Linked DNA regions of Homo sapiens: region 1 is linked to region 2. A link is an interaction called in ENCODE POLR2A ChIA-PET data of the cell type or tissue named here. Cell type or tissue: PC-9. All regions are shown on one strand.

What was found. ChIA-PET counts read pairs that join two places held together with the same protein. Peaks named below come from ENCODE experiments on the same cell type or tissue, not always from the same donor. Only the 100,000 strongest peaks of a DNase experiment are listed, where the experiment ranks them.
Region 1: POLR2A ChIA-PET joins it to region 2 with 16 read pairs; 9 of 35 experiments call an interaction of 5 or more read pairs at or near these places.

Annotation. Positions count from the first base shown.
Region 1 is chr11:111,945,886-111,948,385 of GRCh38, reverse strand. The region is part of intron 1 of DIXDC1 (DIX domain containing 1); the gene reads right to left. Among named protein-coding and RNA genes, the nearest start is that of DIXDC1, 9.8 kb to the right of the region's middle. In PC-9, no CTCF peak of the experiment used is centred here; no DNase peak of the experiment used is centred here.
Region 2 is chr11:112,047,698-112,050,197 of GRCh38, reverse strand. All of the region lies in intron 10 of DLAT (dihydrolipoamide S-acetyltransferase), which reads right to left. Among named protein-coding and RNA genes, the nearest start is that of DLAT, 24 kb to the right of the region's middle. In PC-9, no CTCF peak of the experiment used is centred here; DNase peaks (open chromatin) are centred at 207 and 1,277; H3K27ac peaks cover 998 bases.

The sequences.
Region 1 (2,500 bases), 100 kb after region 2:
GGAGAAGAAATTAAGAGACAGTGGATAAGCCTTAAGAAGGTAGAGGACAGGAAGGAAAGGAGAACTTGATGGAATGAAAAAAATAATTTTAATGGGAATGTAGGACCGTGAAAACTGGGGTTTTGAGCAGAGTAGAGTTTCAGAGTTCAAGATTTCAGGGATGGGAAAATTCTGTAGAGTAAGTTTCAAGTGTGGCCTCGGTATGTGGCCTTGTAGAAGTGGCATGGAGGGGGACAATCATTACAGTGGGGACAGTCCAGGAACTGGGAGGCTAGACTGTGGATCCTGAAGTCCTGTCTAGAGAGTGTTAGAGACTAAGGTGCTGAGGCTATTTGGCATTCTGTCCAGATCCAAGTTACTTCATTCTTTTCTCTTTTTTTAAATTTTTGATTTTTGTAGAGATGGAGTCCTTGCTATGTTGCCCAGGCTAGTCTCGAACTCCTGGCCTCAAGCCATCCTCCTGCCTTGGCCTCCCAAAATACTGAAATTATAGGTGTGAGCCACCATACCTGGCCTTCATGTAACTTTAAAAACTAGTTTGTCTTCAATTAAATCATTGATGAAAAAAATTTAGTTGAAGATAAGCCTTTGGCATGTCATCACTATGTTTGCATGCTGACGTGAATCTGTTCAATGGCATCTAACAGCGATCAGAGCTTCACAAGTGAATAGGGCTAGTCTTATCCACAGGTGAAGGGTTATACTATCCTTCTTTAGGCTGCTGCCTCTCCCTTTATGTCTAATTTAGGGAGACAAGCACTAAACTGTCTGTCTCTCTTTGACCTGAAGATATCTGTACTTCTCATCCAAGGGGCAGGCAAGACCCTGTTCTTCCTATAAATGCCCACTGCCAGCTCTGAAGAAACTGACTTAAGGACAAAGTAGACACTTGTGAAGGCCAGCCATGCCATCCACTTCTCCCACAAAGCAGTTTTGTCTTCAAAGAGGCCTGTGGGGCAAGCCTGGGCCCTGAGTGGCTCTGCTGCTTGATTTGAACAATATATTAGGGCTTCTCTTTCTGTAGCAGATGAAATACCATATGCCTTTTACAGGAGGCTGTTACTCTCTGAAAGGTGGACTAGTAGTTTCATTTCTTCATTTTTTTTGGCCTCATTATTTTTTAAAATTATAACTTGTGTAAGAAGCAGATATGTAAAATAGGGAAAAGCAGTGCTTCTCTGATTAGGCCAGGGTCAGGAGTCCAAAACCCAGCTCACTCTTCCTGTGTTTCTCCACCCTCAAGCCCCCACCCCTACTCTCCAGCCATCTAAAGTAATTTAAGGGCTTCACACAGCAGCTGAAAACAAGAACCAAAACAAATATAAACACCAAAAGAAAAAAAAAACTGCATTTTGTTTCCTTCTAACACTATCATTTTACAAGTCTATTATTCAGTGACAAAAAGATACAACAGGCTCAGCAAAATGGAAATATCTGGAATATTGAGAAATAGATCTTGCTTATTCTGGGGACAGTGTCCATAGGCACTCAGAATGGTCCAGCATTTGGCATACCATTGTAGGCTTTTCTGCAATACAGCCTCTAACAAAATTAGGCTGTCCCAAATCCCTGTTCACAGAACTGTTTACCTTCATACCAAGAAGGTTGGGAAAACACCAAAATCTGCATGTGGCGTGTGCCCAGGCCGACTTCAATGAGTTCCTGCTGTGACACCTAAAGTTCTTAAGAGGTTCTCCAAAATAAACAAAGGAAAAAAAACATGTTGGCTGGGTGCAGTGGCTCATGCCTGTAATTCTAGCACTTTGGGAGGCTGAGGTAGGCAGATCACTTGAGGCCAGCAATTACAGACTAGCTTGGCCAGCATGGCAAAACTCCGTCTCTACTAAAAATACAAAAAAACTGACCAGGTGCAGTGGCTCACACCTGTAATCCCAGCACTTTGGGAGGCCAAGGTGGGCAGATAGCTTGAGGTCAGGAGTTCGAGACCAGCCTGGCCAACATGGCAAAGCCCCATTTCTAATAAAAATACAAAAATTAGCCTGTAATCCCAGCACTTTGGGAGGCCAAGGCGGGCGGATCATGAGGTCAGGAGATCGAGACCATCCTGGCTAACACGGTGAAACCCCGTCTCTACTAAAAATACAAAAAATTAGCCGGGCACAGTGGTAGGCGCCTGTGGTCCCAGCTACTAGGGAGGCTGAGGCAGGAGAATGGCGGGAACCCAGGAGGCGGAGCTTGCAGTGAGCCGAGATCGCACCACTGCAGTCCGGCCTAGGCGAAAGAGCAAGACTCCATCTCAAAAAAAAAAAAAAATACAAAAATTAGCCGGGCGTGGTGGCAGGCGCCTATAATCCCAGCTACTTGGGAGGCTAAGGCAGGAGAATCACTTGAACCCAGGAGGCGGAGTTTGCAGTGACCCAAGATCGTGCCACTGCACTTCAGCCTGAGCGACAGAACGAGACTCCATCTCAAAAAAAAAAAAAAAAAAAATTAACCGGGCTGGTGGTGTATGCCTGTAATTCCAGCTACTTGGGAGGCT
Region 2 (2,500 bases):
ATTTCCATTAACATCTGAAAATCCATTAATGTAATAATGTCCTAACAGAATACAGGACAAAAAACACATAATCATCTCAACAGACACAGAAAGAGCATTTGATAAAATTCAATACCCCTTTTCATGATCAAAACACTCTTACTAACTGGGAACAGGAGGGAACTTGCTCAACCTGATCTATGGAAACCTCACAACTATTTAATGACCAAAGACTTATTCTCCCAAAGATCGAGAACAAGACAAGATGTTCACTTCTGCTACACCTATTCAACATTGCCTAGAGGCGCCAGCCAGAGCAATTAGGCAAGAAAGGAAATAAAAGGCATACAGGTCAAAATGAAAAAAGTAAAATTATCTCTATTTGCAGATAACATTATCTTGTTTACAGAAAAACCTAAGAAATACACTAAAAAACTGTAAGAACTAATAAATGACTTCAGCAAGTTTGCAGGATACAAGGTCAATATAGATCCCATTTCAGCAGGTATATGAAAAAAAAGATCAATATAGAAAAATGAATTGTTATCTCAATTGATTGCTCAGAGTCCATTATAAATCTAACTTCTTTTCTACTCTTCCGCCCTTCTCACTAGTATACCTGACTAGTCTTAAAAAAAAAAAAAAATCAATCATACCTTTATATAGTAGCAATGAACAATCTGAAAATGAAATCTAGAAAACAATTCCACTTAGAGTAGTATCAAAAAGAATAAAATACCTAGAAATAAGTTTAACAAATGCAAATTTAGAGTGCAAAACTTACACTCTGAAAAACTATAAAAAAACTGTTGAAAGAGACTGAAGAACACCTAACTAATACAGGGGCATCTACATGTTCATGGATGAAAAGACTATATTCTTCGGATGGCAACACTTGCCAAACTGATCAGCAGATACATCCAATCAATCCTTATCAAAATGTCAACTGGCTTCAATGCAGAAATTTACAAGCTAATCCTAAAATTCACTTAGAATTGCAAGGGACTCAGACAAAACAATCTTGATTCTGGCTAACACGGTGAAACCCCGTCTCTACTAAAAATACAAAAAATTAGCCGGGCATGGTGGTGGGCGTCTGTAGTCCCAGCTACTTGGGAGGCTGAGGCAGGAGAATGGCATGAACCCGGGAGGCAGAGCTGGCAGTGAGCCAAGATCACGCCACTGCACTCTAGCCTGGGTGACAGAGCAAGACTCTGTCTTTAAAAAAAAAAAAAAAAAAAAAAAAAAATCTTGAGAAAAAAGAACAAAGATGACTCACGTTTCCTGATTTTACAACTTATTACAAAGCTAAAGTAATCAAGACTGTGGTACTGACATTAAGGGTATACAGAGATTAATGGAATGGAATTAAGAACCTGGAAATAGGCCAGGCATGGGGGCTCATGGCTGTAATTCCAGCACTTTGGGAGGCCAAGGTGGGTGGATCATTTGAGGTCAAGAGTTCGAGACCAGCCTGGCCAACATGGTGAAATCCTGTCCCTACTAAAAATACAAAAATTAGCCATGCCTGGTGGCTCATACCTGTAATCCCAGCTACTCGGGAGGCTGAGGGACGAGAATTGCTTGAACCTGGAAGGTGGAGGTTGCAGTAAGCCAAGATCACGCCACTGCACCCCAGTCTGGGCAACAGAGTGAGACTCAGTCTCAAAAATTGGCACATGACAAGGATGCTCTCTCTCACCACTCCTATTCAGCATAGTATTGGAAGTTCTGGCCAGGGCAATCAGGCAAGAGAAAGAAATAAAGAGTATTCAAATAGAAAAAGAGGAAGTCAAATTGTCTGTTTGTAGATGACATGATTGTATAGTTAGAAAACCCCATCATCTCAGTCCAAAATCTCCTTAAGCTGATAAGCAACTTCAGTGAAGTCTCAGGATACAAAATCAATGTGCAAAAATCACAAGCATTCCTACACGCCAATAACAGACAAACAGAGAGCCAAATTGTGAGTGAATTCCTATTCACAATTGCTATAAAAAGAATAGAATACCTAGGAATACAACTTACAAGGGATGTGAAGGACCTCTTCAAGGAGAACTACAAACCACTGCTCAAGGAAATAAGAGAGGACACAAAAACAAATGGAAAAGCATTCCATGCTCATGCATAGGAAGAATCAATATCGTGAAAATGGACATACTGCCCAAAGTAATTTATAAATTCAATGCTATCTTCATCAAGCAACCATTGACTTTCTTCACAGAATTAGAAAAAAACTACTTTAAATTTCATATGGAACCAAAAAAGGGCCCGTATAGCCAAGACAATCCTAAGCAAAAAGAACAAAGCTGGAGGCATCATGCTACCTGACTTCAAACTATACTATAAGGCTACAGTAACCAAAACAGCATGGTACTGGTACCAAAACAGATATATAGACCAATGGAACAGAACAGAAGCCTCAGACATAATGCCACACATTTACAACCATCTGATTTTTGACAAACCTGACAACAACAAGCAATGGGGAAAGGATTCCCTATTTAATCAATGATGTTGG